Linked DNA regions of Homo sapiens: all the other regions are linked to region 3. The links are chromatin contacts, found by Hi-C or POLR2A ChIA-PET in ENCODE. All regions are on one chromosome and are shown on one strand. The core of a region is the stretch at or near the end of the contact, and the rest is flanking DNA. Distances in the headings are between cores, read along the strand shown. Region 1 overlaps KLF2-DT (KLF2 divergent transcript). Region 2 overlaps KLF2-DT (KLF2 divergent transcript). Region 3 holds the start of FAM32A (family with sequence similarity 32 member A).

Evidence for each region. Hi-C counts contacts between places; a loop is a spot of excess contacts on that map. ChIA-PET counts read pairs that join two places held with the same protein, here RNA polymerase II (POLR2A). Pooled maps may share reads with other maps.
Region 1: a pooled map shows a loop between it and region 3 (2.1-fold over the local background). The contact joins the enhancer-like site here to the promoter of FAM32A in region 3. A Hi-C loop is called at or near these places in 1 of 50 pooled maps. POLR2A ChIA-PET finds 5 or more read pairs at or near these places in 4 of 52 experiments (GM10248, GM12878, Panc1 and 1 more).
Region 2: a pooled map shows a loop between it and region 3 (2.5-fold over the local background). The contact joins the enhancer-like site here to the promoter of FAM32A in region 3. A Hi-C loop is called at or near these places in 2 of 50 pooled maps. POLR2A ChIA-PET finds 5 or more read pairs at or near these places in 4 of 52 experiments (GM12878, activated naive CD8-positive, alpha-beta T cell, naive thymus-derived CD4-positive, alpha-beta T cell and 1 more).

The regions. Positions count from the first base shown.
Region 1 is chr19:16,299,465-16,304,103 of GRCh38, reverse strand. The region is part of intron 1 of KLF2-DT (KLF2 divergent transcript); the gene reads left to right. Among named protein-coding and RNA genes, the nearest start is that of KLF2-DT, 23 kb to the left of the region's middle. RefSeq lists a silencer at 1,599-1,668 and an enhancer at 1,869-1,928. Within about 2 kb of position 1,708, at least 6 of the 41 ENCODE cell types and tissues checked have a DNase peak (open chromatin) inside an H3K27ac peak, as active enhancers do.
Region 2 is chr19:16,281,341-16,285,657 of GRCh38, reverse strand. KLF2-DT (KLF2 divergent transcript) reads left to right here. Exons shown (of 2, transcript NR_186323.1): 2 at 1,937-2,299. Among named protein-coding and RNA genes, the nearest start is that of KLF2-DT, 41 kb to the left of the region's middle. Within about 2 kb of position 1,702, at least 33 of the 41 ENCODE cell types and tissues checked have a DNase peak (open chromatin) inside an H3K27ac peak, as active enhancers do.
Region 3 is chr19:16,182,935-16,187,394 of GRCh38, reverse strand. FAM32A (family with sequence similarity 32 member A) reads right to left here and starts at 1,985. Exons shown (of 4, transcript NM_014077.4): 1 at 1,879-1,985; 2 at 1,630-1,771. The coding sequence starts at 1,952. RefSeq lists enhancers at 2,391-2,440, 2,343-2,978, 4,202-4,460.

The DNA of each region.
Region 1 (4,639 bases), core at 459-2,958, 120 kb before region 3:
CATGCCAATACTGTGCATTATGGCTGGGGAGCCAAACAAATGCTCCCCAAGCATCTTCCCTCCCCAAGTATCTTCAAGAACTGGAAGGAGTTCCAGTTCCTCAGAGCCAGACACAATAACATATCCCAGACACTGGCCACTTGGCTGGAGGCCGAATTTTAATGGGAGGAAGTGGACATAGAAGAATATTGCCAGCTGCAGAACCTAGAGCCCCTACATAGTTCTCCTATCTTCTCCCCAGTTTCCCAATGTGGACACTTTACAGCCTCAAACAAGCATGCATCTGCCTGCATGTGTTTCTCTAACTTGCCGCCTGAAGACTGTCAACTGACCTATTTTAAAATTATTTAGGCCAGGCGCGGTGGCTCACACCTGTAATACCAGCACTTTGGGAGCTCTAGGCAGGCAGATCACCTGAGGTCAGGAGTTCGAGACCAGCCTGGCCAACATGGCGAAACCCCGTCTCTACTAAAAATACAAAAATTAGCTGGGCGTGGTGGTGCGCGCCTGTAATCCCAGCTACTCAGGAGGCTGAGGCAGGAGAATCACTTGAACCAGGGAGGCGGAGGTTGCAGTGAGCCAAGACTGTGCCACTGCACTCCAGCCTGGGGGACAGAGCCAGACTGTCTCAAAAAAAAAAAAAAAAAAGGTGGTAGGGGGTAAGCCGGCATGAGATGAGAAATGGACTCTTCAGGGGCTGGTAAGCAGGATTTCCCAACTTCAGCACTTGAGGCCGGATTATCTGTGTGGCAGAGGCCATCCCGTGCATTGTAGCATCCCTGGCCTGCACCCACCAGATACTATTAGGTTGGTGCAAAAGTCATTGCCGTTCTTGCCATTATTATTATTATTATTTTTTGAGATGGAATCTTATGCCGTCGCCCAGGCTGGAGTGCAGTGCTGCAGTCTCGGCTCACTGCAACCTCCGCCTCCTGGGTTCAAGCGATTCTCCTGCCTCAGCCTCCCCAGTGGCTGGGATGACAGGTGCGCGGCATCATGCTTGGCTGATTTTCGTACTTTTTTTTTTTTTTTTTGAGATGGTGTCTCGCTCTGTTGCCCAGGCTGGAGTGCAGTGGCGTGATCTCCGCTCACTGCAAGCTCCGCCCCCTGGGTTCATGCCATTCTCCTGCCTCAGCCTCCGGAGTAGCTGGGACTATAGGCGCCCGCCACCACACCTGGCTAATTTTTTTTGTATTTTTAGTAGAGACGGGGTTTCACAGTGTTCGCCAGGATGGTCTCGATCTCCTGACCTCGTGATCGACCTGCCTCAGCTTCCCAAAGTGCTGGGATTACAGGCGTGAGCCACCGCGCCCGGCCATGATTTTTGTATTTTTAGTAGGGACAGGGTTTCACCATACTGGCCAGGCTGGTCTAGAACTCCTGACCTCAGGTGATCCACCCGCCTCGGCCTCCCAAAGTGCTGGGTTACAGGCGTGAGCTACCGCGCCTGGCCCTTGCCATTACTTTTTTTTTAATGGCAAAACCCACAATTAATAGCATTCCCCCGACGCGCCTCCCCGAGTCGTGAGGACCAAAAATGTCTCTAGACGTTGCCAAGCTTTCTCAGGTGTGAACCTGTGTCTAACCATAAGAGGCCAGGCTGCACTTCAGAGCTGTGATTTGCATTTCTAGGAAACCCTGGGGGCTGTACTGGGTGTTCGACACCCTCCCCGACCCCAGCCCTGGGATGGAAACCTCTCTCCGTGTCACTGGTTCTGCATGGGGTATGTTGGACATTTGCAATTTGATAAGTAAAGTCCCAGCTCCCCTGACCCAGAGAAGTCTGTCCCTGAGTGATCTGCGCTGCATACCCAAAATAATGACTGATGACCCACAGAAGGCCTGGCACATGCGGTGTTCAGAACAAGAGAAAAGACAGGAACAGTGGGCAAATGCAGCCTGACTCATGCCGGCCGGCCGTGCAAGGAGTGCCAAGGCCTGACTCACAGCCCACGATGTCACACTTGCACCTGTGTCCCAGCAAGGGCGCCCCGTAAGAAAATATTGGCTAAACCCCTAGCAATCAAGCGGGGACGGCCCCGTGCCTGCACAAGCCTGTGGCGAGAAGGGGCATGGGGCCCACGACAGCCTTGTACACTTGGTGAACCCTGGGCTGTTTGCAGGAGGAAGGCTGACTCAGCCGAGGAGTGTGGAGACCCCCGGAGACCCCTGGGGAAGGGGAGTTTCAGAGGCTTCCCATTGTTGTTGTTTTTTTTTTTTTTTTTTTTTTTGAGGCAGAGTCTTCTTGGTCTGTCGCCCAGGCTGGAGTATAGTGGCACCATCTCGGCTTACTGCAACCTCTGCCTCCCGGGTTCAAGGGATTCTCTTGTCTCAGCCTCCTGAGTAGCTGGGATTACAGCATAGGCCACCATGCCTGGCTAATTTTTATATTTTTAGTAGAGATGGAGTTTCACCATGTTGGCCAGGTTGGTCTCGAACTCCTGACTTCAGGTGATCCACCCGCCTCGGCCTCCCAAAGTGCTGGGCTTAGAGGTGTTGTGAGCCACTGAGCCTGGCTTTATTTTTTTATTTTTTGAGATGGAGTTTCATTCTTGTTGCCCAGGCTGGAGTGCAGTGGTGCGATCTCGGCTCACTGCAACCTCCGCCTCCTGGGTTCAAGCGATTCTCCTGCCTCAGCCTCCCGAGTAGCTGGGAGTGCCTGCCACCACATCCAGCTAATTTTTTTGTATTTTTAGTGGAGACAGGGTTTCACTATGTTGGCCAGGCTGATTTCTAACTCCTGACCTCAGGCGATCCGCTCGCCTCAGCCTCGCAAAGTGCTGGGATTACAGGCGTGAGCGGCCGTGCTCAGCCGTTTTTTTTGTTGTTGTTGTTGTTTTTTTTTTTTAAGACGGAGTCTCCTCTCTCTCTGTTGCCCAGGCTGAAGGGCAATGGCGTGATCTGGTTCAATGCAACGTCGGCCTCCTAGGCTCAAGCGATCCTCCCACCTCAGCCTCCCGAGTAGTTGGGAATACATTTGTGCACCACCACACCTGGCCAATTTTATTGGTATTTTTTGTAGAGATGGGGTTTTGGGATTACAGGCTAAAGCCCAGGAGTTTGAGACTAGTTGTCCAAATAACTAGTACCCAGCCTGTATGCATTGATTTTTGTTTTAAACAACAACAAAAAAATTAAGGTGAGCTGGGCTCAGTGGCTCGCGCCTGTTATCCCAGTATTTTGGGAGAGGGAGGCAGGGGAATCACTTGAAGACCAGGAGTTTGGGACCAGCCTGGGCAACATAGAGTGCCCTCTGCCCACCCCACCAAAAAATAAAAATAAATTAGCTAGGTGTGGTTGCTCACGCCTGTAGTCCCAGCTACTTGGGGGGCTGAGGCGGGAGATCCAGGCTGCAGTGAGCTGTGATGCCACTGTGTACACCCCCTGTGATGGCACGTGTAATATACAAAGGGGGACAGGATGATCACACCTCCAATGTCACTGGGGTGTGTACACGCCCCTGTAATAATATACAGGGTGGGACAGGATGATAGTATCCCCAATATCGCAGGGGGCGTGTACACCCCCTGTAATACCAGTCATAATATACAGGGCATGACAGGATGATAGTACCCCCAATATCGCAGGGGGCGTGTACACCCCCTGTAATAGCAGTCATAATATACAGGGCGTGACAGGATGATGGTACCCCCAATATCGCAGAGGGCGTGTACACCCCCCTGTAATACCAGTCATAATATACAGGGGGGACAGGATGATAGTATCCCCAATATCGCGGGGGGCGTGTACACCCCCCTGTAATACCAGTCATAATATAGATGGGGGGACAGGATGATAGTACTTCCAATATCGCAGGGGGCGTGTACACCCCCCTGTAATACCAGTCATACGGGGGGGACAGGATGATAGTACCCCCAATATCGCAGGGGGCGTGTACACCCCCCATAATACCAGTCATAATATACAGGGGGGGACAGGATGATAGTACCCCCAATATCGCAGGGGGCATGTACACCCCTCTGTGATACTGGTCATAATATCCAGGGGAGGACAGGATGATAGTATTCCCAATATTGTAGGGGGTGTGTACACCCTCAAGTGATATTGTGCGTCATATCAAAGGGGGGACAGAATGATGGTACCCCCAATGTTACAGGGAGTGTGTACACCCCCCTGTGATATCACACATAATATTAATAATTAGCAACCACACCTAGCTAATTTATTTTTATTTTTTGGTGGGGAGGGCAGAGGGCACTCCATGTTGCCCTGGTTGGTCCTGAACTCCTGGACTTCAAGTGATTCCCTTGCCTCCACCTCTCAAAATACTGGGATTACAGGTGTGAGCCACTGAGCCCAGGAAGTGACAAGATGATAGTACCCTCAATATCGCAGGGGGTGTGTAGGGTGTGTACACTTCCCCGTGATACCGTGTGTAATATTGAGGGGGGACTGGATATTATGAACAATATCACAGGGGGGTGGACACTCCCCACGATATTGGGAGTAATGTCATTCTTCTCTCCCCCCCTGGAGACTACGAACCATATCACAGGGTGTCCTGTACGGTACAGTGCCACTGTGCTCCAGCCCAGGCAACATAGTGAGACCCTGTCTCTAAAACAAAACAAAGACAACCCCCTGAATGGTAAAATAACATACATAACATTTATTAAAA
Region 2 (4,317 bases), core at 453-2,952, 99 kb before region 3:
CAGGCTGGTCTCAAACTCCCGAGGTTAAGTGAGTCTCCTACCTCAGTCTCCCAAAGTGCTGAGATTATAGGCACAAGCCACCAAGCCCAGCTAATTTTTATATTTTTTGTAGAGATGGGATCTTGCTATGTTGCCTAGGCTAGTCTTGAACTCCTGGCCTCATGTGATCCTCCTGCCTTGGGCTCTCAAAGTGCTGGGATTACAGGCACCCACCACAATGCCTGGCCTGTAGGAAGTTCTTTTTACAACAATGTTGATTTATCCCATAGACACAGGGATATTCGGGTGATCTATTTCTCCTCCTCCTCCTTCTCCTCCTTCTTCCTCCTCCTCCTCCTCCTTCTTCCTCCTCCTCTTCTTCTTTCTACTTTCTTCTTCCTCTTATTCCTCCTCTTCCTCCCCTTCCCCTTCTCTTTCTTCTTCCTCTTATTCCTCCTCTTCTTCCCCTTCCCCTTCTCTTTCTTCTTCTTTCTTTTCTGTTTTTTTGAGACAGAGTCTCACTCTGTTGTCCAGGCTGGAGTACAATGGCACGATCTCAGCTCACTGCAACCTCCACCTCCGGGGTTCAAGCAATTCTCCTGCCGCAGCCTCCTGAGTAGCTGGGATTACAGTGGCCGCCACCATGGCCAGCTAATTTTTGTTGTTTAGTAAAGACGGGGTTTCACCATGTTGGCCAGCCTGGTCTCAAACTCCTGACCTCAGGTGATCCGCCTGCCTCGGCCTCCCAAAGTGCTGGGATTACAGCACGAGCCATCGCGCCCGGCCGATCTATTTGTTCTTAAGTAAGCTTTGGTAATTTGTGTCTTTCAAGGAATGTGTCCATTTCATCCCTGTCACTGAATATTTTGGCATCGAGATGTTTATAACATGTCCTTGTGATCCTTTTTGTATGTGTTGAATCTGTTGTGGGGTCACCTAGGCTTGGAAGCCTCAAACCCTGGCATTGACCCCAGACACAGGCTTTTGCTCTTCTTGCTGTCTGGGCAGCTGTTCCGATGGCAATGACAACTCTAAAAATCTGCTTGTGGCCAGGCGCAGTGGCTCATGTCTGTAATCCCAGGACTTTGGGAGGCCGAGATGGGGGGATCTCTTGAGCCCAGGAGTTCGAGACCAGCCAGGGCAATATAGTGATACCTTGTCTTAACTGAAATTCAAAAGAAAACTAGCCAGGCGTGGTGGCGTGCATCTGTGGTCCCAGATACTTGGGAGGCTGAGGAGGGAGGATCACTTGAGCCTGGGAGGTTGAGGCTGCAGAGAGCCGTGATCTTGCCACTGCACTCCAGCCTGGGTGACAGAGTGAGACCCTGTCTCAAAACAAAACAAAACAAAACAAAACAAAATCTGCTTATGAAAGGGCAGACATCCATTTCCCAGGTCACACCCTCCTAACTCCCAAAGCTTAACTTCTGTGTTTAGTGCTTACAACAGCATAGGAGCTATTGTTAGTTCCATTCTACAGATGGAGAAACTGAGTCCCAGCGTTAGGTGGCAGAGCCGGGATTTGAACCCTGGCTGCCAGCGCCCCCCAGCCTGGGTGCGCTACATCGTCACTGCCAGGCACAGCCAAAATCACGGCCCAACCTATCTGGGTGGCGGCGGGGGGCAGGGATTCCTCTACCCTGACAGCAGCTTGAGGTTACGTTCTTTGCTGGAGAAAAGCGTTTTGAAACAGAAACGCCCACGGTGTCCCTGACGCTGAGTTGTGGAAGTGAGGCCGACTTGGGGCTCTGAACTTGGCTGGTGTCTTCCCCAGCCAGGGGCCCAGAGGCGGGGGTTTGGCCTTCCCGAGGCCCCAAACCACCTGCTCGGCCCTGCGTCCAGCCGGCCGGCGCCCGAGTGAGCGAACAAGGGGACCCTCCGCTGTCTTTATATACCGGAGTTATTTTTAACCATCGCCTCCCAGAACATTACGGAGCTTCCTCTCTCCAACACGCAGGAAACCCTACTTGGCTGTGCTTCCTGCTAACACGAGGCCCTGCGATTGCTGAGAACAACAGCCCCGAGACTGCGCGGCTCCGGGGGGAAAAAAACCTGGCCCCCTTTCAAGCCTTGACAGAAAACCTTTCAGAGCCCTGAACTCCCACCAGCCCGAGGACGGCTCCGATAGCTCTGACAAATGAGCCGGGACTGTGCCCAGGGCTCCCAGGCTGGGAGGGGACCCCGGCTCCCTTGTTCCTTCCTAAGGTCGGAAAAAAAAGCGCGTGTCCCTTCCTCCACCACAGAGGAACAGAGAAGTGTTTGCATTGGTGGATTTTTAAATACTTGTTTATTTTTATTAAAGTGCAATTCACATGAAATTAACCATTTTTAAAGTAGTGGCATTTTATACATGCAGTGTTGTGCAACCGCCACCTCTACTTAGTTCCAGAATATTTTCATCACCTTAAAGGGATACCCTGTCCCCATTACCAGTCACTTCCCATTTCTCCACCCCCAGTCCCTGGCAAACACCAATCTGTTTTCTGGCCCTATGGATTTGCCTCTGTGGGCATCTCACATAGATAGGATTGTACAATATGTGGCCTTTTATGTCTGGTTTCTTTTACTCTAGGTAATATTTTCTTTTTTTTTTTAATTTCTTTTTTCTTTTCTTTCTTTTTTTTTTTTTTTGAGACAGAGTTTCACTCTTCTTGCCTAGGCTGCAGTGCAATGGCACGATCTCGGCTCACTGCAGCCTTGACCTCTGGGGTTCAAGCGATCCTCCTGCCTCAGCCCTGCACCATGTGCCACCATGCCCAACTAATTTTCCTATTTTTAGTACAGACAGGGTTTCACCATGTTGGCCAGGCTGATCTGGAACTCCTGACCTCAGGTGATCCACCTGCCTCGGCCTCCCAAAGTGCTGGGATTACAGGCATAAGCCACCGCACCCGGCCCAACTTCCAGTTTCTTCTTTCTGCCCACTCCCTCTCCACGTGGCTCATCAAAGTGTGGAGTTTGTTTCATGGTGGTTACAGCACAACCCCTCCCCATCCACCTGTGCATCCACTCATTCGTTCCTTTAAACATTTATTCAATCAATCCTTCCCCATCCCTGGGGCGCCTGGCACTTGGCCTGCTGCTGCCACCTAGACCCCAGGCTCATCGTCGCTAGAGCAACCCCACCTCCCTTCCTGGAGCAGGTGCGTCCTCACCCAGATTTGCCTTATTAGCAAATCCCCTGTGATTCTGGGTTCCACCCGGCCCTCGGTCTGGGTCTCACACACTTTTGGTCCAAGTGCCAACCTGTTTGGGTTGCTCTGTGATTAGCAGATGATGACCCCAAGGTCCCATCTAGCCCACCACCTGTGTTTCGGCTTTCAAGCTCGGAATGTTTTATTTATCTTTTAAAACTGTGATAAAATATACATAACAGACAGGGCACAGTGGCTCACACCTGCAATTCCAGCACTTTGGGAGGCTGAGACGAGCGGATCATTTGAGGCCAGGAGTTCAAGACCAGCCTGGACAACACGATGAAACTCTGTTTCTACTAAAAATACAAAAATTAGCTGGGTGTGGTGGCAGGTGTCTGTAATCCCAGCTACTCGGGAGGTTGAGGCAGTAGTATCACTTGAAGCCGGGAGGCAGAGTTGCAGTGAGCTGAGATTGCGCCACTGCACTCCAGCCTGGGTGACAAAGACTCAGACTCAAAAAAAAAAGTATATATATACACACACACACATACACACACACACACACACATACACACACACATACACACACACATATATACACAGATACACACACAAACACACACACACATATATATATGTATACACATAACAGAAAATTGACCATTTTAACCATTTAAAAAAATAGATGGCGTCTCTCTTTGTCATCTAGGCTGGAGTGCAGTGGCACAATCATAGTTCACTACAGCCTCAACCTCCTGGGCCCAAGCCACCCTCCTGCCTCAGCCTCCCGAGTAGCTGGGACCACAGGTGTGCACCACCATGACTGCCTAATTCTTTTTCTTTTCATAGAGATGGGGTCTCCCTATGTTGCCTGGGCTGGCCTTTTTACATTTTATAAAATTTGGGAGAATATTAAAAGAAAAATATTTTGTGACATGTGAAAGCTCTAGGAAATTCAAATTTTGGTGTCCATAAATAAAGTTAATGGCACATGCCTGTGCCCATTTGTCACATCTCATCTTAAGGCTGCTTTGGGGACACAAAGGCAGAGTTCAGTGGTTGCAACACAGACCTTATGGCTTGCAAAGCCCGCTCTTTGCAGGAACACTTTGCCCAGCCTGCAATTCCTCCTCGTTTCACCAGCCCCCTCCAACTCTGCCGAGCCACCTTCATCTTGCCCGGGGAATCAACCCGAGCCATC
Region 3 (4,460 bases), core at 736-3,235:
CTCCCGGGTACTGGTTCAAGCAATCCTCCTGCCTCAGCCTCCCAAGTAGCTGGGATTACAGGTGTGTGCCACCATGCCCGGCTAATTTTTGTATTTTTAGTAGAGACAGGGTTTCACCATGTTGGCCAGGCTGGTCTTGAACTCCTGACTTCGTGATCCGCCCGCCTGACTTGTTAAATCCTTACCACAACCCTGTGAGGCAGACTTTAGTGCTACTTTAAGTAATAGGTAGCCGGCTTGCCCAGGGTCACACCACTAATTTGTGGTAGAGGCAGAGTCAAACTCAGGTCTGTCATGCCAGAGGTAGTGCATCCATGTGTTTTCTGTATGCCTGAATTAGATCTGGGAGTAAGGAGTTAATTGTCCCCAAGGTCCATTTTCCCCAGTGTCACCGTACAGAATCACCTAGACCAGGGTTAGGGTTTCTCAGCCTCAGTGCTACTGACATTTGGAGCCGGATCACTCTTTGCTGCGGCAGGCTGTCCTGTGTATCGCAGGGTGTGTGGTGTCATCCCTGGCCTCTAGCCACTAGTTGCCAGTAGTCCCCACCCCAACCCAGTTGAGAACCAAAAATGTTTCCAGACATTGCCACATGTGCTTCGGGGTGGGAGTTTAGGGGGGTGGAGACTACCCCCAGGTGAGAATCACTGACCTACACTGATTATTCCCTCTCCCCAGCATAATGGACCCAGTTTCTGTCTTACTGTGAACTCTTCTGTTCTCCACTGCACACATTTATGGTGTTAAGAAAAAATAATTTATCGGAGCCTTATAATACAATACAAACAAAGTCGTCATGGGCATGGCCATTCAATATCAACAGCTGAGACTGGGTGCGGTGGCTCACGCCTGTAATCCCAGCACTTTGGGAAGCTGAGGCGGGCGGATCACTTGAGATCAGAAGTTCGAGATCAGCCTGGCCAACATGGTGAAACCGCATCTCTACGAAAAATACCAAAATTAGCCAGGTGTGGTGGCGGGCGCCTGCAATCCCAGCTACTCGGGAGGCTGAGGCAGGAGAATTGCTTGAACCCCGGAGGCAGAGGCTGCAGTGCTCTGACCCCGCCAAAAATAACTAATTTTTTAAAAAATACAGCATGTTTGAATCTGCCAAACAAAGTTGTCTTGGAAACAAACTTTGTGGTGACTTCGAGCGGCGAGCATGGCCATTTAATATCAAGAGCTGGCATCCACTGAACATGTATGCACTGCTTTTTACTTTCATGACTTCCTCTCAAGTTCCCAACCCTCTTAGAATAAGTTACTACCCTGACTCGTACAGAAGAGGAAACTTGAGGCACGGAAATAAGAAAGTCACTGGCCTAGTGTCGCAGGGCAAATAAGCCACAGCACTGGAATCCAAACCCGGGTCTCCAGCTCTGGCCTCCTTTCAACGCCAGTTCTAGCTCTCCCCTCTGCTGCCCACTCGGGCCAGCGGGGTCTTCTCATCCTTGGAGCTCCCCCGGCAGAGGGCGACTCTTCTCTCACTCACGTACAGCATCCTCTCCCCGTAATTAAGGTCTCCTCTGACCGCTCCCCTGCCCTCGGAGCGTCCCAGCCCTGACCCCAATTTCCAGTCTCCCGGCGCCGGGTGTTCCCGCCTCCCCGCCGCCTTCTGCTTCTGCTCACCCGCTTCTCCTGCATTTTCTCGAAGGCCGCCTGGGCCGGGGTCCGCTTGTCCAGGCCGCGCCGCTTCTCCTCCTCGTTCTTTTTGCTCGTTCCCATTGCTTCCAGGAGTTTCGCTTTGTCTTTGTCCTTCTTTTTCTTCTTCCTGGAAAAAGACATGAGGAGGCGGCGGGTCGGAGGATCAGGGCCAGGGGTCCCGAGAAAAGGTCTAAGGGGGATGAAGACGGAATCCCGCGGGCCCTCGGGCCTCACCGCTTGGTCACTCCCAGCTCTGCGACGCCTTTCAGCTTCAGGGGTCCCTTTTGGACCTGCTCGTAGGCCTCCATGACACTCTCCAGTGCTTCGGTAGCTGGAGTGCCACACTTCCTGTTTGCAAACACTATTTCCGCCCGAATGGCCGCCTCGCTTCTCTTTGATTGGCTGAGCTACAAGGTGAGCATGCGCTCTTGGTTCTGGACCCGGGCCACACTTCCGGGTAGTGGGCGGGACAGAGAGCCAAGCGAATGAGTGCCCTTCGATTCCTATCTGCTGCCACACTTCCGAATTTGGCGCCCACTTCCGGTCTCCCATTCTTCACACAGGGTGCTGGAAACCCAACCCCTTTTTGAGCGTTTTGCGCACTTTTGGGTGACCTGTTCTCTCTCCTTGATTTTTTTTTCTTTTTTAGAGACACGATCTTGGTCTGTCACCTAGGCTGGAGTGGAGTGGCGCGATCGTGGCTCACTGCAGCCTTGAACCCTTGGGCTCAAGAGATCCTCCCGCCTCAGCCTCCCCAGTAGCAGACTGCAGACGGGCGCCACTGAGCGCGGCTAATATTTTCATTTAAATTTTTTTGTCGAGATGGGGTCTCGCTGTGTTGTCCAGGCTGGTCTCGAACTCGTGGGTTCAAGTGATCCTCCTGCTTCGGCCTTCCAAAGCGCAGGGATCACAGGCCTGAGCCACGCCCCACCACCCCCGTTCTCTTTTATTGCCATATTTTGAGCGTTCACTGGATAGCTGAACCTAATTTTGTAAACCTAATCAGTATTCATTAATTTTTCAGCTTTAGGTAAATGACAATATCATGTGACAAGGTTGGTGGTATGTTAAAACAATTAAAAATCTATTTTATGCCGGGCGCGGTGGCTCACGCCTGTAATCCCAGCACTTTGGGAAAACGAGGTGGGCGGATCACGAGGTCAGGAGATGGAGACCATTCTGGCTAACACGGTGAAACCCCGTCTCTACTAAAAATACAAAAAATTACCTGGGCGTGGTGGCGGGCGCCTGTAGTCTCAGCTACTCGGGAGGCTGAGGCAGGAGAATCGCTTGAACCCGGGAGGCGGAGGTTGCAGTGAGCTGAAATCACACCACTGCACTCCAGCCTGGGCGACAGAGAGAGACTCCATCTCAAAAAAAAAGTACATATATATTTAAATCAGCACTTTGGGAGACCAAGGTAGGCGGTTCACGTGAGGTCAGGTGTTGGAAACCAGCGTGGCCAACATGGCGAAACCCTGTATCTACTAAAACAAAACAAAACAAAACACAAAAAGCAAAAATTAGCTGGGCATAGTAGCCTGCGCTTGTAGTCTCAGCTACTTGGTAGGCTGAGGCAGGAGAAGCGCTTGAACCCGGGAGTCGGAGGTTGCAGTGAGCCAAAATCGCACCACTGCACTCCAGCCTGGTCAACAGACAAAGACTCCGTCTCAAAAAAAAAAAAAAAAAAAAAAAATCAATAGAGATAGGGTATTGCTGTGTTGTCCAGGTTGGTCTCAAACTCCTGTCCTCAAGCAGTCCTCCTGAAGCATTAGAATTACAGGCGTGAGCCACCACCCCTGGCCCTTTCTTTCTTTCTTTTCATCCTTTCAGTACTGTGCGGTTTTCTTACATACGATGTGTACATGCATATATCTTTTTTTTTTTTTTTGAGACAGAGTCTCGCTCTGTTGCCCAGGCTGGAATGCAGTGGCACGATTTTGGCTCACTGCAACTTCCACCTCCCAGGTTCAAGAGATTCTCCTGCTTCAGCCTCCTGAGTAGCTGGGATTACAGGCGCCCACCACCATGCCCCGCTAATTTTTGTATTTTTAGTAGAGATAGGGTTTTGCCATGTTGTCCAGGCTGGTTTCGAACTCCTGAACTCAGGTGATCCGCCTGCCTCAGCCTCCCAAAGTGCTGGGATTACAGGCGTGAGCCACCGTGCCCGGCCCTTGAATATATCTTTTTAATGTCAGCAGAGGACTATCGGAATTTTTGGTTTCTTCTCTATTTCCCTCTGTATCAAAAACCTAGTAAAAAAAAAAACTATTATGGGAAAAATTTAAAAAGGCTGTGCCTACCAAGTATCTGTGAAGATGTGTTGAAACTGGAACTCAAACGTGCTGCTGTTGTGAATGTAAAATGGCATAAACAGTTTAGAAATCAGTCTGACAGTTCTTTAAAAGATTAAGCATTCACTTATACTATGACAAAAGAATTAGATTCCTACGTTTTAACCCAAGTGAAATGAAAGTATAGACCCATATAAAATTGTGTAAATGAATGTTCACTGCAGATTTATTTGTAATAGCCAACAAATTAGAAACAGCCCTAATACTGCCCTAGATAAATGAATGAACACAATCCGTGCCCACAAATCTTGGCTGACTTTTGCAACCAATGGAATTACTAGGTCCAAGGTTATGCACGTTTGCACGTTTTATTTCTCATAGATTTTGTCCAAATTGTGCCAGGGTGGCTTTTTTTTTTTAATTGCTGGCGGGGGGTGGGGTAGTGGGGAGAAGGCAAAGGAGGTGGAGAAGAGAGAAGCAAACGTCCCCAAATCTACCGGACACAAGAAAAAGGAGGGCACA